3 separate regions of the Homo sapiens genome follow, and all the other regions are linked to region 3. Evidence: chromatin loops called from intact Hi-C (ENCODE). Cell type or tissue: B cell. All regions are shown on one strand. Each heading gives the region's core, and the rest is flanking DNA. Links, peaks and the distances in the headings are about the cores only. Region 1 overlaps MOB3B (MOB kinase activator 3B). Region 2 overlaps MOB3B (MOB kinase activator 3B). Region 3 overlaps MOB3B (MOB kinase activator 3B).

Region 1 (8,319 bases), core at 101-8,100, 130 kb before region 3:
AAGGATCACTGGAAGTATTATGACCCCCCTCGTCACAGGTGGTCAGAACCACCACAGTTTTGTGAATGAATCAGAGAAGGCAACATTTCATCAACGAAAACTCATTTAGGTTTCAAAAGGCAGGATGTAGTACAGAATGCATTATTCTGACTGTCTTCTGGAATAGAAAAATTGGAAAGGATGAAAGAAGGAAGTTAGCTCCAGCTCCACTGTTACCTTGGCAACCGTGGCCCAATCACAGGGGCAGAAATTAATTTTGTGCCGTAACATAACGTGGCAGAGGAGTGGGGAGCGTGGAGTGGGGAGAGAATGACGGCTGGGTTTAAATGCTCAGAAGGCTAGTGGGGAGGGTTACAAGTCAGCCGTCTGGGTGTTAAATCTACACGTACCAAATAACCAATTGTACTTTTTTCACTGAAATGTTAGTATTATGTAGAGACAGCCACGACTCCCTGTCTTTAATAAAGAACAAACACTGCAGTAATCATGCCCAACGCTCCCGCTGATCATTCTTAGTTATTTAGGACTTTTATTTCTCTCTTCTGGGAAACAGGAAAGAATATCTTCCACTGAAGAGACAAGGAATGATGGTGGTTATAAAAAATACATTCTGATCAGGTGAACTGGTAACTTGTCAGCTTTACGCTAGTAACCAGTCTCTTCCCTGCAGTTAGAACGTGAAGACCCTGTTTGGGGCAGAGACAAGCCACCCCATGGAGTGTCCCTGATAAAACTATTTATTAGGGAAATGCTATGGACGCCTCGGCAGGGAGAGTAGGGAGGTGCAGGGGATGGGTAGGGGTTCAGGTGTCTCAGAGCTCCACAGCCCTGCACAGTGTTAAACCACAGATCAGAGCAGGAGCTTTTAGAGACCTGAAAGGAAGGCTTATTGCATAAAAACTTGCTGCACATCCAGAGGTCCAAAATTCACCCGGCACTTAAAAAACCAATCACAGAGAAGTCGGCCAGCTGACAAGACAGATAAGTGGAAAAATACGAACACGCATCTCAGTCTCAAAACCTGAATTCCAGTAAAGCTTAGGCGGCAGGTCACAGGCAGAACTGTGCCATGTGTGGAAGTGCAGAGGCTTCCTCGTGGACAATTCCCCAGCCAGAACGGTCAAGGGGCTGGTCCTTCTTTCACGTTGTGGTCTGCCTCGTCCACAGGTCTGGGCTAGCAGCACTCAGAAGGTTAAGAGCACACAAAGTGAGTGGGGAATGTCTCTCAGGAGTCACTGCTTGCCTCCACCTCTGCTGTTCCTGGGAGTAGGTGTGTCATTTCAGCCAGGGTGGTCCACCTCCTGCCCGCTCAGGGCACCAGGAGGAAACAGCTTTCCTTTCTTCCAAAGGGTGAGGTGGAGCATTAGTGACACATCCTGCTCGTCATTTCTTTCTGGAAAGCAAGGGGAAAAGGATGGTTAGGAGAAACTATAAGCAGAGCAACGATTTGGTGAAGGATCCTGAAAATGCTCTTGGAATCTCGAGAGCCTGTAAATGAAAGCTTGCAAGCATGGTCCATGAATAAGGCTTAGCATGAGGGTATGTTCCATCTGTTTGTTCTGCAGAATTTTTTTTTTCCATTAAGGCACTGTTTAAAAATTTGACTCATGTATCAAAATTCAGGTTGCTTGCTTGCTTTTTCTGAGAAATTGCAAGATTTGGAGCTTCTGAACAACTGGAGTTGAAGAATGGCTGTCCTCTTCAGCAGAAGAATTTGCTCTCCAGTTTGCCCCAGTCCTTGCCACTCCCACCTGACTTCCCAGCAGGAGCCATGTAGCACTTATGAACTGATACAGTAATTGGATTTGGACTGCTAGTTTTCTTCGAGTAGGGAAAGATTTAAGTTTCAATCAAAGATGGAAAAATAAAGGATAAGTGGGTATAAGTCAAGAAAAGCAGGAAGGAGGACATTTTTAAAAATAGAAATGAATAATACACCAAAGTGTCTGACATGCGTCACCTGCCTGGCTCTTGTGGGTATTTATAGATCCCGAATAGCCATCCTTTCTCTACCCCTGGGGCTCCGCACAGGTTGAGTCCCATGCCTATGGTCCGCTGCTACCACATCCTGCGCCTGCCCCTCTTCATTTGTCAAATTGCCACTCATTTTTCCACCTCAGGTAAGGTGACTTTTACCTGCTGGGAGACCTTCCCGCACTCCTGCCCCACTCGCTGTGGAGGTAGCCACTCTCTCCTCCTGTGCACACATTGATTCTTACATGCAGTGTATGAATTTGTACATCTCTGTGTGTGTGTGTGTGTACTGGGGCTCTGGACATGTCTGTTGGCCCTGCTAGACTGGGCGCTACTAAGTGCCAGGAAAAAGAAGCACTCATTGAATCGCCCCATGTGCTTTCATCTTTGTAGCCCCTGCCCCTGGCACTGTGCCAGGGTAGTGGCTCCTCTTTCATCTCCAAGGATGGTCTGAGGAGCAGGCTAGTAATGAGCCCTGTGCCATTTAGCATCTTGAGAAGACAAGTTTCATGTCACTTTAGTTAGATGAACGATCTTCCAAGTTCTACCTGCTGCAGAGCTGACTGCAGCTACTACATCTCTTGCATACTGACCTGGACTGCCACACCTTATATAATAGGAAACATCGAGAAAAAGGAGACTGAGTGTGGGAGTGCCAAGGTGTTCAGAGAAGCGTTCTATTCGAAAACCATACAGATGTGCTGGTTAAAGAAATAACAATAGACAAGGCAGAATCTAGGCACTTTTGCATCTCTATAATTATTAATACAGGAAGTTACAAATCTATGTGTATATCTAATTTTTTCAATTTTTAATTTTTTCGACAGGATCTTGCTGTTGCCCAGGCTGGAGTGCAGTGGCAACAGCTCACTGCAGCCTCAACCACTCGGGCTCAAGCTATCCACCCACCTCAGACTCCTGAGTAGCTGGGACTATAGGCACACAACACCACACCTGGCTAGTTTTTAAGTTTGTTGTATAGACAGGATTTCACCATGTTGCCCTGGTTGGTCTCAGACTCCTGAGCTCAAGCATTACCCATCTTGGCCTCCCAAAGTGCTGGGATTACAGGTGTGAACCACTGCACCCAGCTTTTGGCTTAACTCTTGATGACACAGACAAGGAAAACAAGATGGGAATACAACAAGAGCATGTGTGTGTGTGTTTGAGAGAGACAGAAAGAGAAGTAGGGAGAGAGAAAGTGTGTTCATGGGATAAACAGAATTTTAGCTTTATAACTTAATTATTTGCAATAGGTCTGTACTTTTGAAAAGAAAGAAGCTAGCTATAGTTAAATATCTATAAGATGCCAGGTGCTTTGGGGTGGTTATACCATTGCATCTGTATAACTCTAAGACAGGGAACTATGACCTCCAATGGACAGAGGAAGAATCCCAGTTTCAGAGCAGAAGCTATTTGCTCAAGGTAAATGGGTAAGGTACAGAATGCTCAACAGTAACCGCTGCTTTTATTAAACAGAGGCCTGCTGTTTGCCAGTCCCAGTGTCTACTGCTATACAGATATTATACTTTGTGAAGTAAGATTTGCCATCTCTACTGTATTGATGAGGAAAAACCCTCAGGGAAGGAGAGTACCTTACCAGGTCACATAGAAAGCTGCAGGTCTACGGTTTAAACTCAGGTCTATCTGACCGCAAAGGCTTGCTCTTTCTACTACACCATGTGATTGTAGGTTAAAGCCTCTAAGATAGTCTTATGAATATGCAATCGGATAATACTGGCATATATTAATTGACATATATAATTATAGGTGGTTGCAGTCATTCATGAATTTTCAAAATGCCAGATTTTTTTCTTTATCCAGACTGATGCCAGTTTGAATTATAGGTACAATGGGCAAATACTAGAACAATTATGCCACTGAGAGAGTATGGACACTAGAAATATGGCAGAGTTTTTTTTTAAGTAGCAGAGTAACAGTTTCAGAGAGGACAGGGTACTTATTCAAGGTCACTGAGATGCAGGATAAAAACTGTTTCCTGGGATGCCTCTTAAATTCATAAAGGGAATGTATGGTTGAAATAGCAGATCAGAAACATCAGGAAAGACATTTGAGTTGGATCCATCCTTCAAAGCTCTGCAAGACTCTGCAAGCTGTATTCTAGCACTTGCCCACTGGGTGGAGCCAATGAGCTGTTAAAAAAAAAAACTCGTTTAAATAAACAAATGGCAATGCTAGGTTCCATCGCTTTCTTCATCAGAGCCCTCCCGCAGGCTAGCAGGGCCAAACACATTCCTTCCTCTCTGAGAGTGTGGCCAAAATAGCTTCTACCCAGGGTGCTCTTTACAATGAATTTGCCATTGCTGGAGTTACTGAATGCCCTGTGTATTAAGGCAGGCCACTAAAGAACTCCAAAACGTGTATTAAAAGGCTTCCGCTGAGGTGATGAGAAGCTTCTGAGAAAGTTCCTGGTGACTGTGCTTGGCTTGTATATGAAGATTTTCAAAAACACCTGAATTTTTCAAAATGTGTTTTTAACAGAAGATCAAAGTAGAATCTTGGTTGTGGTCACTCGGTTTCATTTGTTTTAAAATAAAGCAGTAATTGATTCTATGAAGTCCCTGGTTCTCCACTGTCAACAAAACAAATTCCATCCTCTGAAGCCTGTCAAAGAAAGAGGACCCATCGCCCCCTGCTCACCTCCTGCTGAATTCCCTCCCACTCACCACACCAGCCAGGCAAACTAGACTTCTCCAGGTCTCCAACTGGCCAGTTTCTAGTGGTTTCTTTCTTATATCTGGTAAATATTTTCTGCCCTTCTCTGCCTGGCAAATTTTGACATCCTTTAAGATGCAATTGTCAGCTCCTTTCTTGGGTATCTCCATCACTTTGCACACATTTGCATTCTATCACATTGGAATTCATCATTTCATTTTTGCCTGAATCTGAGAAGAACATTAATATTTTTTAGTATATTAATGTATGATGCATATTTTATTCAAATTGTATAACAGGATGTATGGTTTGATCCAGTTATTTTGAGAAAAAATATAAAGAAAAATATGGGTCCAACATGATAAATTTATCTTTGGGTGAATACAATTGTGTATGTTTTCTGTTTCTAATTTTTTTGTCCTTTGCGGAGTCTGAAGTTTTAGATATTTTTGATATGCATGAATTTTTTTCTAAGAAAACAAGACCGGTTATTTAAAAAACAAAAAGGAAAGTAGACAGAGACTCCAATCTGAAATCATATTTCACTTTAGAAATGAAGTTAAAATGACATTTGCCTAGTTTTTGTGGGGACGGTGGGGGTGGATGAAATCAGCCTGTCTTTTACATAAGATACTCAATTTTTTCTGTTCTGATCTAAACACTTTTTAAATTTAAATCTTCTTTATGTACTTGTTAGCAGTTGGAAGAAGTTCTTGATAGCCATTGAACAAACTTCCGTGAACTCTAAGTGTCAAATCTTAGTCTAACCTCAGTGTACCCATTTTTATAACTGGTAGTCAGTGGAGGATAGGGAATAATGATCCAGAGAAGTAAAATGACTTATTCCAAGTCACACAAATACTCTCTGACTTAGGCAAGACTACAAAGAAATCAACGCTCTCAGTTTACTGCACTACATCATCACACATTTTAGTAATCTAATATTCTTTTTTTTCTTTTTCTTTTTGAGATGGAGTCTCGCTTTGTTCCCCCAGGCTGGAGCGCAGTGGCGCGATCTCGGCTCACTGCAAGCTCCACCTCCTGGGGTCACGCCATTCTCCAGCCTCAGCCTCCTGAGTAGCTGGGACTACAGATGCCCGCCACCACGCCCGGCTAATTTTTTGTATTTTTAGTAGTTAGCCAGGATGGTCTCGATCTCCTGACCTCGTGATCCGCCTGCCTTGGCCTCCCAAATTGCTGGGATTATAGGCATGAGCCACTGCGCCTGGCCCAAGAAGCTAATTTTCATATGGAACATATGAAGAAGAACACTTGATGTTTACTAGGGGACAGTCATCATGCTTGCACAGCAATTTTAATAAGTTAACTCTAGGAATTATGAAACAAGCGCCAAAAAGCAGTGACATCATCACAGAGTCATAGGCTGCTGTTATAGCTGGGAGGAAACATGGGTGTCACCTACTCCAACACTTTAATTTCGGAGATGTGGCAACTCAGACCATCGGAAAGTAAGTGACTTCCCTAATGCGGCAAAACTAATTAGTGGCAGAACTGGACTGCTGGCCTGTGGGCTCTCTGACTTCACATTGATTCGAAAGAGGCAATTTGTGTACACAGGATTTCTTAGAGCTGGCTTGATGTGCTGCAGGTAAAATCTTTATCATCTCATGATGCTCCTAAACTCCATTAATGGCTTTCAGTAGTTTTCAAACCAAGTCTCCACTGTAACATACGATGCTGTTCCTGATCTAGACTCTTCTCAGGCACTCAACCTCATCCCCCATCGGTGGCCGACGCTCCTTCTCTCCCATGGAACACACAACGATTTCCATACACATGCTCCTCTCTTCCCAGAACACCCTTCTCCCATCGCCAACACCCTTTAACGCTCTTGACCAGTTGTCATCTCCTTAGGGACACATTCTTCTACCCTCCCACCCTGTCCCCAAGGAATCCTAGGTGCTCCTCTTCCAGATTCCCTCAGTGCCCATGACACCTTTCACACTGTTGTGCGACCGTTTATCACATTCCTGGTTTCAGCACCAGGCTGCTCTTGAAGAGAGAAAACCTATCTGGTATTTGTGTAGACCCTGGTGCTCAAGACCTGGCACATACTAGGTGCTTAAAACATATTAAATTAAACTGAAATCCAATGAAAAGGAACACTTATTAGGTCTACAGACCCAAGTAAAATGAGAGGTGGAAGGAAACACGCATTTCATACCTACGATGGGGAAGGCACTTAGACTTACCTTGTGCACTTTCTCACAACTCTATGAACTAGGCATTACTTTTTCTAATTTACAGATGAGGAAAAGGAGGCCCAGAAATTTGAACTAACTTGCCCAAGTTCACCCAGCTAGTCAGTGTAACAATAATGATTTAGTGGACTCAAAAACAAAAACAAGCAAACAACATTCTGCTTTCATTACTCTGCTGGAGGGAGGAGCAAAAGAAAAGGAGTGAGTCTTTTTGTTTCTGTTGTAAAATGGATAAGGGGGGGGAAGAGCTACCACAGCAGCATTTCAAAACCCATGTCTTCTTTTAATTACCAGCTTCCTGCTAACTCTGAGACACCAGGAGAAAGGGGGAGGAAGAAATACTTGAAACAAAAAATAATCAAGGAAGAAAAGCAGTATGAAGAGATGTAGAAGGCTCCGCAGTGTGGTAAGGAGCAGGAGGACCCTTGGTGCTGGAAACTTTGGAAAAATGACTGTTATATACGTGAACTCCTGCCCCTAGTAACCACCATTAAACAGCCAACGGGTTAAAGCAGGGCAGTGAGCAGTACGCCTCTCTCAGGGCCACATCTGACATTATGTTGTGTACTTCTCACTAACCATTTTAAAGCCGTTGGATGTTTAATGGTGGCTACTAGGGGGAGGAGTTCACGTATATAAAGGAAATTGGGCTCTCTAATACAGCACGCCCGCACACGTGTATACTCATGCGTACACACCCCTGAAGTAATGGAAACAGAACGGAAAGTAGGAGAGATTCATCTCCCCCAGCACCTTTTCCAATCATGCAGCTTCATCAATACATTTTAAAGGTAAAATCAAATGTGATATTGCTGAAAAGACACGAGGAAAGCTGCGAGTCCCCCGGAAAAGGCCGTCAAAGGGTATTGCACGTTTCACAAAGTGCCTCCCTGCCCATTAATCAGCAGTGCAGCCTCAGTCCCAGCTACCGGCCCCGTGCCCGAGCTTGGCCCTGTGGCCTGCCGTCAGCCCCATCTCCACTCAGATGGGACATACCTGGAAAAGTGGCTTGAACTGCAGCAGAAGTACAGAAGCCACATTTCTGGCTGGGCTGGGGGTGGACAGCACCAAAACCCTACAACCGGGAAGAGTTTCATTCCCCACAGCAAGGCTAAGGCCCTCTAGGGGTAGAGGCCAGGTCAGAAAGAGGGCTTTCTGGAAGCCTTTCGTCTCACAAATTCCACTTCTTAGAGACTTAAAAATCTCCAGATTGTACCCATATTTCATTAGTTTCTTCTGTGATGGCTGTGGATTGAGAACACTGACCATCTTGAAAATTCCCTCTCTCATGGCTTTCCCCTGCCCTTCCTGCCTCCATTCCAAACAGCTGTGCTGGCGAGGTCTATGCCAAGGTTTCACGGCCCCCTCCCAACAGGGTCCTCAGCTCCTGCCAGCACTCACTTCCCTCAGGCCACATTTCCACACTCAATGTTACACCAACATTTTG
Region 2 (8,319 bases), core at 105-8,104, 110 kb before region 3:
CTTCATGCCTTTATTGTGGTGGGACAGGTGGGTGGTGGGAGAAAATATAATGTTATGTTTCAATAAATAAAACCTTCCTTCATTCAAACCCCAAGTTAATACTCGCTTGACATTTTTGGAGCCAAAGAATCTAATCTTATCTGGCCGGGAAATTTAAACTAGTCTAGACCACACATAGCAGCCAAAATTTGGCAGGCTTATATATGGGCATCAAGCCATACTGACTATTTACATTTTCATGTAAATGCTCATGAAGACGAATTAATCCCTGCTGTGACTGACATCCTGCAGCAATTTCCAACACTGCAGAGAACATTAAAAAAATAAAAAAGTACAATTACTATTTGGTGTCTCTGACCAACAGCTCCCCTAAGATACTGAGCAGCTTCCTGAGGTGGAGGTTCTGATGGGAAATCTAGGGAGAAATGTTGAGCAGAAGGTACTGAGTTTTATTTATTCCTATCAATAAAGTAGGAGAGAAGTGGCTTAGCAAAGAGAAGCAACCATACTAGGGGGCTTAAACAATGAACGGAAATGCCTCATGTGGCAGCATGGAGACAATGTGAACACATCTGGCAGCTCTTTGTGGAGGGAGTGGTTGTTAAGAGTGGGTTATAAAAAGTAGCTCTTGAAGGTAGAGCCTCTGGCTCAGTGGTGTCTGAGAGAATGTCCCACAATGATGAAAATGTTCAGTATCTGTGATATCCAATACAATAGCCACTAGACATGTGGCTTTTGAGCACTTAACATGTGGCTAGTAAGGCTAAGAAACTAATTTTTAATTTAATGTTAATCTCAGTAGTCACAAGTGGTTGGAAAAGCCTTTTCAAGTATAAAGTTTGATTTTTCTGATTAGAAAAGTGACACATGTTTGTGACAGAAAACTTAGAAAGCCCCAAAAAGTATATACCAAAAAAAAAAAAAAAAAAGCATTATCTATAGTAATACCAAGAGAGAACCACTGTTGGCACTTTTTGCTCTATTTCCTTTATCATCTGTGGACATATGATTAGTGATTTTCCAGTACAGTTTTGTATCCTGCTTTTATTACTTAATATTATATGCTAGCAATTTTCCCATGAGAGACATCTTCAACTATAATTGATCATATTTTAGGCCCTGAAACAAATCAGACCACATCTCATCTCTGACCAAATTAGAAACAAAGAGAAACCCTAAAACAAAAATGAACCACCCAACACCCTATAAACTAGAAGCAAAAGTTCTCTGGACATCAACAAGGGATGAATAAATAGGACTGGCAGAGACATGTGGCTATTTTTGCCACATCCCCAGTTACCCAGCATAAGGCAATTCATTGGAAATAATCATGTTTCTTTGCTATTTTTCCAATTGACACTTTAGAATACATCTGCCAAGTCTCCTAAAATGATATCTGGCAGGCCCTCCCACTAATCTCTGAGCCTTTGCATTATCCTGAACAACCACCAACAGCCGATGCCACCCTGGACACACATATACTTGTCATCTGAACTGGCAAAGCCCCATGAATGCACACTCCAGCTACTCTTGGCAACATGTACACCCCCTCTGCCCCTCTGCTGCCATGGTGGGCTTTTTTTTTTTTTTTTTTTAAGACGAAGTCTCGCTGTTGTGCCCCAGGCTGGAGTGTGATGGCACGATCTCGGCTCACTGCAACCTCCGCCTCCTGGGTTCAAGCAATTCTCCTGCCTCAGCCTCCTGAGTAGCTGGGATTATGGGCACCTGACACCACGCCTGGCTAATTTTTGTATTTTTAGTAGAGATGGGGTTTCACCATTTTGGCCAGGCTGGTCTGGAACTCCTGACCTCAGGTGATCCACCCGCCTAGGCCTCCCAAAGTGTTGGGATTACAGGCGTGAGCCACCACGCCTGGCCCACAGTGGGCTTTAATCCATGAAGGGCTCTCTAAGCAAAGAGAAACGGTTGTCTTGGATGAAAGATGACAGGGCTGCTGACACATCATATCAGTAGTAATCCCAGTAGGTCAGTAATCTTAGTAGTGACCCATCAGTAATCTCTGTAGGTCAGGCTGGGAGGATTCTAGGGATGATGTCTTTTACAGGTGGGGAAACTGAGGCTCAGAGCCATTACATGCCTTGCCCCATGTGGTAACTAATGTGGTAGCATAATAGTGGAAATGCCATTGTAAAGGCCAAACTGTCAGCTTCACAGGCTGCAGCTCTTTCTTCTATAATGGCTGAGTCCACATCAAGCCTTCTGGCTGAAGGCCAAGGAAGCCGCCTGACAAGAAGCAACCCAGAGGCCTCTGTACAGATGATGTTTCAAAAGAAAAGGTCCTTTCAAAAGCCCCACAATGGCTCTTCATTGCTGGCTACTTTAGGGAGTAGCTCTGGCTCATGCGAGAGGTTCTGCTTCTTTTCACAGTCCTGACTTGATCTTACCATTGCAGGCCAACCTTGGCTGCTGCACTCACCCAAGCAACTCTGAGAGAAGTGTATGTGTGGCCTGGCTACCTCTTAGGGCAACATGAGGTCAGTGTATTCTGGGGCCTGGATAGGCTTGTGGCTGGGCCTTTATGAGACAAGGCTTTCCAAATCTTTGGTCTTCAAATTGTTCTAAAAAGCACCCGTTTTTAGAGGATAGTTTTGGTGGTAGAGCCTACCATAAATCTCAATCATTAGCCAAGAGGCACCTACACACTGGGGGTGGGACATGCACTTTGGTGTGACAAAATGGCAGTGATAAGGGATGGAGAGGAATGTGGTTCAGATGTTGAGAAACTGCCCATCACATCTGCTGGAAATAATAGTAACAAGTCTGGCCAGGTACCATCTGTAATCCCAGCACTTTGGGAGGTCAAGGCAGAAGGATCACTTGAGCTCAGGAGTTCCAGACCAGCCTGGGAAACGTAGTGAGACCCTGTCTCTACAAAAAATTTAAAAATTAGCCAGGTGTGGTGACATGTGTTTGTAGCCCCAGCTACTTAGGAGGCTGAGGTGGGAGGATCACTTGAGCCCAGGAGGCTAGAGGATGCAGTGAGCCATGATCACACCAGCCTGGGTGACAGAGTGAGACCCTGTCTCAAAAAAAAAAAAAAAAAAAAGTAACAAGTGTGAGGAGATGAAATAATATATGTCAAGAGGAACTAACAGATTATCTGGAACTGAAGAAATGAAGTTATTAATTATTTCTTGAAAATGCTTGTGCGTCATGCACATGGTAAGAATTCCACGAAGGGGTGTCTGTCATATGATGATGTGGGAGGATGAGGAGCAACAATGAAAAGGACTGCACTTCCTGTGTGTGTGTGAAGCCCTCCCATATGGAGTTTCACTTCCTTCCCACCTCCCTCTCCATGCGGCAGTGGTGGCTGTGTGGTTTGAGGCCAGGGTGGAGGCATGAGGAAAATAGAAAAATCTAGAGACACATCACATCACAAAGATGAGCAGTGCTGCCCAGAGTGTGTTCCATGGATCATGATATCTCTAAGATGTCAATGAGTGATAGCAAAAGAAAAAAGTCCAGTAGCCAAATGCAGTTAAATTGGGCGGGCTACACAAAATTGAACAAGTTTCTTTACTGGATACCTTCTCAAAGGCTTTGATATGCTATTGTACACTGTAAATCTTCAAGGGTGGAGACGATGTAGTATTTTGTAAACTCATTTGACCACAGAAGGAAGTCTGTTTTCACTGACCATCACTCAGGACTGGCATTTTGAGGAGCTCTCTTGGCAAACACTGATCTTCAGATTTTTCTCCTTTTTGCTTTACTTCCCCACCCCACTGAGCTAACTCCCAATCCTAGAGGAGAAGAGATGAAGTGCTAAAAATGGTAATTCTCACATTTGAGGGTAATTGTCATCTAGGGTCTTTTCCCTCAACGTGTGGTCTGGGAACCAGCAGCATCGATATCATCTGGGAGCAAAATGAACATTCTCGAGTCTCCTCCTCTCAGATGTACTGAATCAGAACTTGCATTTCAGCAAGATCCCTGGTGATTCACATGCACATTAAAGTTTGAGATGCAGACTGAGGGTGCTTGGTACTAGGCACTAATCTTAATAATTCTGATTTAGTGTATCTGGGGTGAGGCCCAAGAATGTACTTATGAAGTACTTCCTCCAGGAGATTCTGATGCACGTGTGTGTGTGTGGACTCCTGAGAAACCCCTATGGTCCAAGCACCCTGCTATAAGGTAACAGAACAGCTCTGTGGTAACATTGGTTTTCACAGCAGCAGCTCTACAAGGTAGGTGGTGGTATAATCACTTTCATTGTTAGAAACAAGAAAATGGAGCCTTGGAGAGAGAATGAGAAGGTCCTGGACCAAGGTCACCCAGGGGTTAGCAGGTGCATTAGGGTAAACAAGTCCCCTCCTGTCTGTCCTCCCCACCTCACGAATCTCTGTCCTCCCCCTGCCCTAATCAGCTCTTCATTCACAACTACTGCATTGCTAACAGCCCTCTCTGAGTCTGCTTTTGTTTTCAGTGAAAGGCCAACAAAACACTGCGGGCTATTCGTGCTTGCTAATGATAATTCTGATTAGCTTAATTGTGTCAGCTGACTCCCTGGCAGCCAAGGGCCAACAGCAGCCTGCTTATTCAATCAGGGCCTGGCCCATTTTCTAATTATCAGCATCATTTGGGCTGTTTCCTCCAACAAGGAACTTGCTTCAGTTCAAGTTATCTTCAGCTGTTGCATTTACATGAGCAATGGATGATCTGTCACGTCTGTGTCTGTGTCAGTGTGCCAGGCTCCCCCTCCCTGCTGGAGACCAAGTGAAATGGCATGTGTTTGCCTGGGTTCCCAGGCTGCCAGCCATAGCGGCTGAACAGCAGGTCCCAATGGGAGCCATGAGGCAAGCTCTGGGGGTGGATGGATGTGCTGGTCTTCACCAGGCTAGCCAGGGTGACCTCTTCCCAGCTTCTGAATTCCAAACTGTATTCCCACTCAGAGGCCTGATAGGGTGACCAACCGTCCTAGTTTGACAGACACCAAGAGTTTTCCTAGGACATGAGAATTTCACTGCTAAAACAGAGAGGGTTGGTTATCCTTTGCCTGACACACCAGGGCACAAAAGCAGTGTGAGAGGATTCAAGATTTCCTGGGTGATCTATCTGGAATTTGGAACAGAGAATGACTAAGAGTTGAGGCCTCGTCTTTCTCTGTGAGACCTAAAGCTTATGATGCATCCCTGCTCTCTGTCTTATTTTGCTTTTAATGTCTATTGCTAATCTGACAGGATGAAGCATTAGTCCCAACATGGAAATGGGTAAGTGGAGGTCTGCATGCATGTTCTGAGATAAGGGGCGTATTGAAGAGAGTGACCAGTGTGTAATCCCTTTGAATGGAGGTGCATCATCCTTAAAGTACTCTCCCCAATTCAAAAACATATTAAGCATTTATTAGGTACCAGGAACCCTAAGCAATGCAGGAATATGTCCTTTATATTCCCAGCCCTCAAAGAGTTGACAATCCCATGGGAGTGACTGATACAAATACAATTAACTACATTTGCTAGGAGTCTACCTAGGGAATCAATCGTTAAGACAGAAAAGAGGTCATGGGAGCTAGGGAAGACAGAATTCAGGAACATCCACTAACTACAGCCCAGCTACTGTTACAGTCATTGTCTCACTTAGCTAACATTTCTTAAGCACTTCCACGTGACTAACCCATTTAATTTTTATAACTCTTATTATTATACCCATGCTATGGATGAGGAAAATGAAGCTTTGAAAAGCCATATATCTTGCTCAAGTTTGCACGTTAGTAAATGCAGGGTCCAGGGTTGGAACCCACAGAGTCTAAGACTTTTCTTAGGCACTGTATGATACTGACTCTCCTACCCCAGTAGGGTGCTGCATGGATCCTCAGCACAACCTGTGTGGTAGATACTCAGTCCACGTGAGACAAAAGCAACAAAGAGATGTGTGGCTGTGCATGGTGGAGGCAAGGCAGAGGGAAAGATGAGGTGGTGGGGGGGTCTCAGAGTTCCATACTGTGGAATCCCAAGGCATGACACCAAGAATGTCCCACCGGTGGCGTGGGAACTCTGGGAATGCCAATGTTCTAAGGGAAACTGGCTGGACAAATGCTGCCCTTCTGGCCCCAGCTGCATTCAATTCTAAAAAATGTACAACTAGAATGTGAAGCCAAATGCCTGACTCCTTCATCATCCTTTGAGGGTCAAAAATGGGTGACATTTATTATTTTATATTTTTCAGACTGTATTGTAAATTTCTTGAGAGCATAGTTTTTTTCTTTTTCTTCTTTTTTTTTTTTTTTGAGACGGAGTCTCGCTCTTTTGCCCAGGCCGGACTGCAGTGGCGTGATCTCGGCTCACTGCAAGCTCTGCCTCCCGGGTTCACGCCATTCTCCTGCCTCAGCCTCCCGAGTGGCTGGGACTACAGGCACCCGCCACCGTGCCTGGCTAATTTTTTTTTGTATTTTTCGTAGAGACGGGGTTTCACCGTGTTAGCCAGGATGGTCTCGATCTCCTGACCTCGTGATCTGCCTGCCTCGAGAGCATAGATTTTTTATGCACATAGAATATCTGAGCAACTTGAGTTGTATATATAGAGTATCAATATATGCAAATCAAATAAAAATGTGTTGACTTGACATGTTATGCCTGATTTGAATAGGTGCATTGCAACAGTATTAGCAGTTAGGCATCCTAGCACTGTCAACTGTTGAAATGGTCATTTCGGCAATAGCAATCCACAAGCCATAAACAATCTACTCTTAATGGACACTGCATGTGCTAAGTATCCAGAGCCTGATATTATATGATTCGCCTCAGAAACATTCTTAATATCTATTTCTGTTCCTTTATAGGGTTTGGTTAGTGTAAAACAAATATATATGTTCAGACAATTAAGCATTTAAAAAGTATGAATATTTACAAGCATTAAAATGAATTTCCCTATAATTATAATTAACACATAAATGTAGGAAGTATACTATTGCAAGCAAGATTTAAAGAAATATAAACTTCTGGGGAAAAAAACCTGGTACCTTTCTTGCTCAATTAAACTGTTAAAAATGTCTGGTTAACCTAATTTTCTCCCAGGCCCCCAAAGAGGCCCTTGTCTAGGATATTGACATGTTTGAGGCCATTCTGTGACTCTGAGACTTCAAGTTAGTTCCTGGCACTGCCTTGGAGCCCTTTCTTCAATTATAGAAAATAACTGAGTTTTCTGATAGCAAAGAAAGCCTTTCTCTACTTGATAACTTACACTCAGCTTTTTCCTACAATGTTGTCTTTATGCTTTCAGGCATAAAGGAGAAATTGACTTTCAGCTCTGTCGTGGTGTTTCTGATCCCTTAGCTCTGTGAAACCAAAAGTGTGAGTGCTTCCACAGCCTCTTCCTTCTTGTGGGCCTTTGGAGAAGTTATTTTCCATTGACCTGAACATGACTATAGAAGAGAACTGAACTGAAACCATCCAGGAGATTGCAGTGGTTTCTTCTGGGTCTTCATTTACGTGGCCCTTGTCCATCTTTCCTCTCTGTCCTTGACATTTTCTGAAATTAACTTTATCAATTGTTTCTAGTCTTAACTCCCTTGAGCTGTTTGCACAACCTTATCTTCCCATAGTGGCTGTTTACCCAAAACAGCCTTTATAAAACTCAGCCATCGATGAATTCTTTCCATACTATTTGTCCAACTGCATTCAGAGACAACTCGGTTCCTGCCCCTGAGAGCCTTCTAGAAATCTCTTGTGAAAGAAAATGAAGAAAATAGGCTCTTTTTAAAGTAAAGATGTGAGCCATCTCAAGTGTAACCCAAAAAGTCTTGCTTTGTTCCAGGACTACTGAGTAATGCAAATATATATATATATATATATATATGTGTTTTTTTTTTTGCCATATATTCTCACAGCAGAATAATAAATTTCAAGGTGAAAAACACTAAAGGTGATATGTGAAATTCACCATCTTCTTTGCCAGGTACAGGTACTGTACTGTATTAAACATATCTTTTATTTTTTGTGTTTCGATTCTCTAACATCAAAGGGGCCTTGTTGATCCTGGAGGGACTGCCCCTCCCAGAGCTAGCCAATTCCTAGTGATGGTAAACAATTTGCGCTCAAGCTGTTTACACAACAACCAATACAAACCAATCCTGCAGAGCCTGCACCCCAAATACCTCCTCCATCAGGGTCTCACACTAACCACCCCAGGCCAAGGTATCAGATAACTAGGAATAACCCCTAGGCTCCAGAGATTATTCAAATTAGCCAACCCTAAACCTGCTTACCCTGTCTGGCCCTTTCCTTCCCATGAAAACCATGGTGAAGGTTCTTGCTCAAGCTTTCTCTGCTCCCTCAGTCTCCGGACTAACCTGGG
Region 3 (8,319 bases), core at 293-8,292:
AGCCTGTAGCTTTTAAGCTCTTCTAAACAGCCCCTTCCATCTTCCTCTTGAATGATTTCCAAGGGAACCTCATGTTCTTTCCTAAAGGTAGAAGAGAAAAGGGAACACATGAGTGCCCAGTTCGCCTTTAAAAAATGACAGTCTTCAACCTGATTTCCACCTTGTGTTCTTGGCTGTGCCCACTCTCCATCCAGGTATATGGGCATGGGGGTTAAGCCACTGCCCTGTGACTCTGTACTGTTGATGCAAACCATGCAAATAACTAAAGAAGAAAAGGCATCACACTTGTTTTGTTCATGGCCTTTGTCAAATCTCTACTGGCTCTTCTTTGTGTGATCATAGGCTTAGTGGACCTTTCCAAGGTGTTAAGGATGAACATGTTGATCAATGGCCTGATCCTATCCCACGTGTGCTAGCTTTTAGAGCCCCACCCCCCAACAACTCCTATTAAGTAGGCATGGGGACACTTCCCCCATCCTTCTAGATACAGATGATGGAAAAGGGGTGGCTATCACACCAAGCTGGCTAATAAGAATGTCTCTCCTGGGAATTTGGAATCAGGACTCAGCCTTGGTTGGGCATTAGTGATGTGGCATTGGGTGAGAAGTGATGAAAACTGGGTCTGGTTGAATCTTGCTTGGACCGTGTGTAGTGCAGTTGAGAAAGCTGGTCTGCAGAGCCACGGAGGAAGAGGAGGAAAAGGAGAAGGTGGAGAAGGTGGCTGCCAATACACAGAGAAACAGAGACAAGAGCCTAAGTGGCCACAGAGAGAGGAAGACAAGAGAAAAAGAGAGACAGTGAGAAGAACTAATCCTGATAATCTTCTAGAAACTGGTTCCAATTCCTTTTGAAGCCTAGCTATGCTTCATGCCTTTTGGGATCCATTCACATTTCCTGAATTAGTCAAAGCCTTACTGTATTTCAGCTAACTTGAGTTGGTTCTGTTTCTTGCCAAACATTCCTAACTATGACAGTATTTGTCACCTTCCAATGTGCCGTCCTTTATACCCTTCATCTCACACTTTAGACAGCACTTTGAGGCAGAACTGTCCAATAGAACTTTCTGTTTCCGTGATAATGCAAATGTGTTATATCTATGGTGTTGAATATGGTACACACTAGCCACATGTGGCTATTGAGCATTTGAAATGTGGCTAATGTGACTGAGGAACAGAATTCTACATTTTATTTAATTTTAATGAATTTAAACTTAAATAGGTGCTCACAGCTACCACACTGGATGGCACAGCTCTGAAGTCTTCGATGCCCTCTTCTCCACTAACTTGTTGATCCTCACGAAAATCTGCTGAGGTTTATAGATTTATAATAGGTCTAATAGATTTATAGTGGGTATCATTCTTCCTGGGTCTCCAAGAGATACAATTACTTGCCTAACAAGATCCCATAGCTAGCTGGAGCATGCTGTTAGATTGAAATCCAGTTTGTTGACTCCTAGCAAATGCTTTCTCTACATGGCCATATATTCCCAAAAGTAATGGACTTCGACTTGTCTTTCCTACTGGTTTACAAAGCTTGTTTTCCCCAAAGCTTCTATCCACATATTCCCCAAAGACTGCTGTATAGATTGGTCGGAGGTGAAGGCTATGTTCCGTGGCCTTGAAATAGAGAGGAGATAACTGATCCACTCATAGGTCAAGCCCCAACAAAATGAGCCAACAGCTGTGGCCAGATTCAGAAGAGCCCAACACGGAATCTGTTAAAATGGGCTTGGAGCATGATCCCACTAACTGTTTTTTCCCTGCCTGTAAGGGGTTCTGCCATTCCACACTCAAACAGGGCTTGATGGTACTTTCAACCTTAAGTTATTGAGGCCAATATACCTAAGACATCCTGATTCCCCCTTATCAACTCTGCTCTTCGCTCAGAATTGCTAACCAGGCGGTGGAATCCCCGCCCCACCCCCAGTCCCAAGGCCTCTGGCTCTCTGCCTGCTCACTTCCTCCCTCTTAACCCCACCCTCTTCCTAACAGGTTTTCACTGAAATGCCATATCCGCAAGGTGGGTTTTTTTTTTCCTATTCACAGGACATTGACCTTTGACCCACTCCCCACCAAAGAGATCCATGTGGAAAAGCAGGTCACATGAAACTTTCTGCCTGAGACAGTCTGTGAAATCACACTTCTGGGTACCCTGGAATAGCACCTGTAAGGATATCAACACAGAAACTCTGCAAAGTCTAGGGAAAGAATGGAGTGATCTCTTTTCCTAAAGAATACCTTCCTAAAAGAGACTTAGCTTGCCTGAAAACAGGCTTAAGAAACCTGAGGGTTTTAGAAGGAAATTTCCAAAATAAAAGAATGAGCTGAAGGTTGGAAATACAGAGAAAGGGTGGTGAGGACTTGTTTTTTAAAAAAACAGACAATAGTCCTTCTATGTCTCAAATGCTTAATTGCTGACAGTAAAACAGTAACCACCAAACAGCTGCCCCCTCATGTCTTGAACAAATGAGACTTGCTCTTCTATTAATCTGATAATGAGGGTACCATCAATGCCCACAGTCCTCAGAGCAACTTTCTTTCATGGCCATACATACCCTTGGTGCCACTAATCCTTCTGTTTTCCCTCAGCCAGGAGTGTCTGCTTGCATGGACACCATTGTGGAAACCTTCCTCCGCACCTGTGCCAGGCTCTTGTGGATGCCATCAACAAACCCCTCTGACACCTCTGACGGGAGCATGTGAATAACACCGAATAATCACAACAAATCCTCCTCATCATAAAGCCTTGCGTGGACTGGCACTCGCAAATATTTAAATAAATATTAAAACACTGTTGGAAATTTGGGAATTTTTCTTCTAGAGATACTCATATAACAAATTTGAAGATATGTTTTTTTTTTTTTTTTGAGACAGGAAGATCACCTGAACCTGGGAGGTCGAGGCTGCAGTGAGCCATGATCATGCCACTGCTGGAGTGGTGTGGTGTGATCATGGCTCACTGCAGCCTCGACCTCCCAGGTTCAAACGATCCTCCTGTCTCAGCCTTCTAAGTACCAGGGACCGTAGGTGCATGCCACAATGCCTGGCTAAGTATTTTATCTTGTATTTTGTAGAGACATGGTCTCACTTTGTTGCCTAGGCTGGTCTTGAACTCCTGACCTCAAGCAATCCTCCCGCTCTGGCCTGATACCAGTCTCTTGAACTGGAAGGACAGGTGGTATTATCTCCATTTTACAGACAAGGAAACAGAGACTCAGATCTCCTAGTGCTTGATTCAAATTTGTAAATGATTCTGACATGGTCAGACATGAGGCTGTCTCTTTAGGTCAAACTTTTGAATCTAAAATGAAGCTTTCTTAAGAAGAAATAGGTTGATCAGGTAGGCCCCCCCCCATGTTTAAAGACAATGGCAATCCAGGATGGATAATAACAGATGTATCATGCCACTGAACGACAGAACAAAGAGGCACCCATCTGTGTCTTTTCCTGAGTGTGAGATGCCATATTGGCGCAGGTACCTGAGAGTTTTGAAATTAAAAAGGGAACTGTAAATGCACCTGGACTTACTTTCCCAGCCCAGAGCCCCCTTGGGACCCCTGCCCATAATTTATGCTGTGGGCTAATCAAATAGTTAGAACAGTGCTTAGCCAATGTGAACTCAGGGATCTTGTTAAAATGCAGGTTCTGATTAGGCTGGTCTAACAGTCTCCCAGGTGGTACTGAATCTACTGGTCCATGGATGACACTCAAAGCATCAAGGCCTGATCTAACTAAGTGATCTTGTTAGAAATGTAGACTCTCAGGCTTCACCCCAAACCTGGTAGATCTAAGTGTGCATTTTAACAAAATCTCAAAAGTATATGATCTGAGAAGTGCTGGGTTGGAGGGCTGCCTGCCTGGCTGAGTAAAGGAATGAATAAACAAACTTCCATTTATTGTTTTGTCAACAGATTGTTTCATAAACAGTCTTCAGTTGAGTGTGGGTATGTTCGAGAAAAAAAAATGAGAGATACTGTTTTGAATACAATCGCCTTGACAGATGGTGACAATGACCAGGTCTTTTGATCTGGACTGACTTGTATAGCCCAGCACCCAGCACCTAGGAGGTCTCCAGTGAATACCTTTTCATAAATGCCAGGTAGAGGGCAGCTGCTGCTATTGCGGCCTCAAGCAGAAAGGTTTCTTTGGCTGAATAAACTGTAGCACTAGCAACAACACAGTGGTTATTTTCTGTCCTGTTTCAGTCTCCAAAAAAAAAAAAAAAAAAAAAAGTCATAAAGTTTTCCTTCTAAGTAGAAATGGAAAGTAAATTCTATGTCATGAACTGCACCCATGACAATTCTGGTTGTTAATAAATATTTGAAACCAATGGTTCATTTGATCAATAAACATTTACTAAAAGCTTTTTATGTGTCAGACACAGGGCTAGGCACTAAGGACATAGAGTTCATAAAAATGTGGTCCCTGTCTATGAAGAATTCACAATTTGGTATGTAGTTTTGAGGTTAGTTATTGACTTTTGCTTTTAATACTATAAAGTTCAATGCACCAACATGCATACTGATGTGACTCCTTCAGAGTATTACTTAGGTCAGGGATGAAACAGGACAATAAAGGGTGAGGTCTTTGGAAAGAGAAAAACAGAAATCTAAATAAATAGCACAAAACTGACAGAAGTTCCATGTGCTCTCCATATTTTCTGCCTAATAGATCAATTATAACAATAAAACATGTGCACTATAAAAACATGCAGAGAGAATTCGGCTGGGCTGCAAGGGAATGTTGACAAGGTAGCTAAGCAACGCACTGGCAAGGAAAGTTCTAATTTTTCTTTTCCTATTGATGTCTTTTGCCTCATTAGTTGAGAAATCAAAGAGTCCTTGCCAGGGATAAGGAAGAAATAAAACAACTCTCCCAGTCACTCCTGAGAGATCCATCTTCTCTAGCCAGGCCCACCTCTAAGAGACCTTGGTGGTACTGAAGGGTGAGGGGGTTAGGAAAGGAGAGGGACTGAAGCTGATACCAGTTGCAGGAAAGGCAGTTCAATATCTTATCTGTGAGGTGGAGGACTCCTCCTGGCAGGATCAGCTGCCAGGATGATTCATTTCCTATAGGAAGGCCATAAGAGAAATGCCCCAGAAACACCCCGCATGAAGGAGGTTTAGTGTCATCTTCATTGCCAGGCACAGAGCTGACTTAACTGAATGTTTGCTGAATGAATGAGTAAATGACAGTGAATTACGAACATTTTACATCACAGTGAAACCACAAAAGAGGAACCAAAGTGGATCTCCTGTCTTCAGTTATTTGGGGACTCTATGTCAATCTGTAAGCTCACTGCCAACTCACTGAGGCCGCTGGGATACCCTGAAGTAACAAGTCTGCCTCCTGAAAGGACAAGACTTCAGCTCAACTTTTCTTTCAAATGAGCTGCTCCATTCCTCTGTGTTATCTGAAATTCCACCTCTTCAGAATCAAAGAATGACCAGTCTGATTTCTCATTTTCCCACTATATTGTTCTCTTTATAGCTGGAATAGTCCTTGGAATCGTCCTCCCACTTCCCAAATATTGAATTAAAGTAGATTGGGTTTTTATTTTAGAGGGGTGTATGTATGTGTGTATCATAAAATGAACATCGTCTGACCTTTCCAGGATCCAATAAAGGATGTGCCTAAGATGCAATTCCATCAGCCCTTATGCACTGTTTACCTTATGCCTACTTAGTAGGTGCCATCTTTGCCCACAGGACAACCCCAGAATGGAAGAGATTCCTGCCTGAGAAGCAGCTTTGCTATTTTTTTCCCCAACGAATTCAACTCCTCAACTTTGAGCTGTCATATCACTGCATTTTGTTACATTAGTTGGGAGAAACCTTGCTGCCTCATTTTAATCTTCAAAGATATGCATGGTTTCAGAGCTTAGAATGCTCACATTATTTCTGAACACAGATGAAGTTAGTACAAATAGGTGTAACCGTACAGAAGTCTGTCACAGGACTATTCTGCTCATCTTCTAGCTCTTCAATGGTCGTTTGAATTGCATTCTTGCTGTTTCACAGGCTTATTGTTTTGGTCATCAGTGCAGACATTCTAGCATCAAATGTGTAAGTAAATAGTGCCAAAATGAAAGCATTACCTGTAACCTTATACACTGTAGCAGCAGCAACAGCTACAATAGATGAATGCACAGGTGTTTTCAGCAAAAACCTATAATGATTCATCATCATTCAGAAGAGGACACTTAGTGGTGAGAAAGAATGGAAAGAGTAAAAGAAAAGAGTGGGATTTGTTTGGTATGGTTTGAAACATTACCTACTGACAGTCCATGGAACAAAAGACAGAGTTTTAAAAAATGTTTTCTGAAATAAAGAGAATAATGTTCCTTCTGGACACCAGTACCAACTAGCTTAGATTCCCAACAATGACAAAGATGAAGACCTTTTGGTCAAACCTTGGGCAGGGTTGATCCAATCTTACTGCAGTTGTAAAAATAAATAGTAAAGTAAAATTATTACAGGATAAAAGCTCAGATGACCTATTTAATCTTATAAAGATTATAAATCTTATAATGACATCCTACTGATTATACTGATTTTTTTTAAAAGAAAGAGAAACTTCTCTAAGTCAGTGAGAGATTTGGTATATTATTTCCAGATATTTAGACTAGCTGGAAAATATTCATTTTTGTGGCTTAAAGAAAGACACGTGAATTGAAAAAAACAATATCTAAGTCAGGTGAGGGTAGAAGAATGGGGGATGGGATGAGAACTACAGATAAAGCTTAAGTTATAGCTGAAATAAAAAATTAAGGCAGGTAAAAAATGTAAGTATTTTTACTTTTTAAAGCATGAGTGTATATCAGCTGATATGATGTCACTCTGAACCTTGAACGGATATTGAGATAAGTATTTTTACTTTATAAAGCATGGGTGTATATCAGCTGATATGATATCACTCTGAACCTTCAGTGGATACTGGGATAAAGGTCATTGTCAGTTACCCTTTCTTTTTCTTTGAAACAGCGTATGTCAATCCTTTCTTGGAAAAGTCTTAAAGGAAAAAGGTTCAAATTCAAGGAAGTTGGATCCTGTAACTGACAACAGACTTGTTTACTCTTAGCCACTAAGTGAACTTGAGTCTCAAAGTCTGAAAAATTTCTAGCCCTAGCACCATGAGAACTTATGTATGACATCTGGAACCATTGCAAAAGATCTTTGCAGGAAGGTGGAGAACACAAAATGGGCAAGAAGACTGGAAATTCGAAAATACAGTTTGAATTTTCAAAAGATCATAAGTTTAAGTTTGACAGGGGATAGGTAAAATTAACACCAAGAGCAGGCAAGATTAAGAGGCACTAAAGCCCAGTGGCTAACAGCACACAGCTTTTGCAGGGTTGCTGCAAGAATTCAAACAGTTTACGTAAAACACTTAGCATTAGCAAGTACTGAATATAGTATAGTGGTTGTTGCTATCATCATGTTCATCATTTGAATCATATTATGATACAAGTTTTACTAGAGAGTCAGATTCTTGAGAGACCAGTCACCTAGAATCTATCTTAGGATGCCTAAAATTCTAATTATATAATATTAACAATGGTATTTATTAAGGACTTCCTATTTATTTTAGTTTTCACAACCTTATGAATAGGTATTATTATTATTATACCTAATTTACGCTTAAGGAAACTGAGACACAGTGAGATTGAAGCTATATCCTGATCACAGAACCAGTAAGTAGCCAAGCTGACTCCAAACCTCTTACCACCTACTTAAAAGTGCCTCTTTAGACAGTTGGGTAGTTAAAGAAAAAAAACAAAACAGAGGAAGTTCTGGGGTACACCTAAGGGGGTCAGGGAGGAAATGGGAGAAACAGAGACCTAGCCCTATGTACATTGTCATGTGCCACTCCAGAAGAGATCTATTTCTGGAAACTTCGCGGTCTAGATTCAAAAGACCTGGATTCAAATTCTGGCAATGACTTTAGCTGGCTATGTCTTTGAACAGACACTTTTTATGAATCTCAGTTTTGTCTTCTTTAAAGATGATGGTGGCTGGGCACAGTGACTCACGTCTGTAATCCTAACACTTTGGGAAGCTGAGCCAGGCTGATTGCTTGAGCCCAGGAGTTCGAGACCAGCCTAGGCAACATGGCAAAACCTCATCTCTACAAAAAATACAAAAATTAGCCCAGTGGGACACGCCTGTAGTCCCAGCTACTTGGGAGGCTGAGGTGGGAGGATCACCTGAGCCTGGGGATGTCCAGACTGCAGTGAGCCATGATTGCACCACCGTGCTCCAGCCTGGGCAGCAGCATGAGACCCTGTCTCAAAAAAAAGAAAAAAGAAAAAAATAATAAG

Evidence for each region. Peaks named below come from ENCODE experiments on the same cell type or tissue, not always from the same donor. Only the 100,000 strongest peaks of a DNase experiment are listed, where the experiment ranks them.
Region 1: it touches region 3 in a loop (2.5-fold over the local background); 9 of 110 quality-filtered maps call a loop at or near these places.
Region 2: it touches region 3 in a loop (2.3-fold over the local background); 4 of 110 quality-filtered maps call a loop at or near these places.

Annotation. Positions count from the first base shown.
Region 1 is chr9:27,329,224-27,337,542 of GRCh38, forward strand. It overlaps MOB3B (MOB kinase activator 3B), which reads right to left. Exons shown (of 4, transcript NM_024761.5): 4 at 1-1,393. The coding sequence ends at 1,364. Among named protein-coding and RNA genes, the nearest start is that of EQTN, 36 kb to the left of the region's middle. In B cell, for the core only: CTCF peaks have their summits at 4,086 (motif pointing right) and 4,287; a DNase peak (open chromatin) is centred at 4,148.
Region 2 is chr9:27,349,325-27,357,643 of GRCh38, forward strand. All of the region lies in intron 3 of MOB3B (MOB kinase activator 3B), which reads right to left. Among named protein-coding and RNA genes, the nearest start is that of EQTN, 56 kb to the left of the region's middle. RefSeq lists an enhancer at 4,288-5,269. In B cell, for the core only: a CTCF peak has its summit at 4,765; DNase peaks (open chromatin) are centred at 3,317, 4,146 and 4,697; H3K27ac peaks cover 3,111 bases.
Region 3 is chr9:27,455,668-27,463,986 of GRCh38, forward strand. MOB3B (MOB kinase activator 3B) reads right to left here. Exons shown (of 4, transcript NM_024761.5): 2 at 1-81. Among named protein-coding and RNA genes, the nearest start is that of IFNK, 64 kb to the right of the region's middle. In B cell, for the core only: no CTCF peak of the experiment used is centred there; DNase peaks (open chromatin) are centred at 2,004 and 5,224; H3K27ac peaks cover 1,608 bases.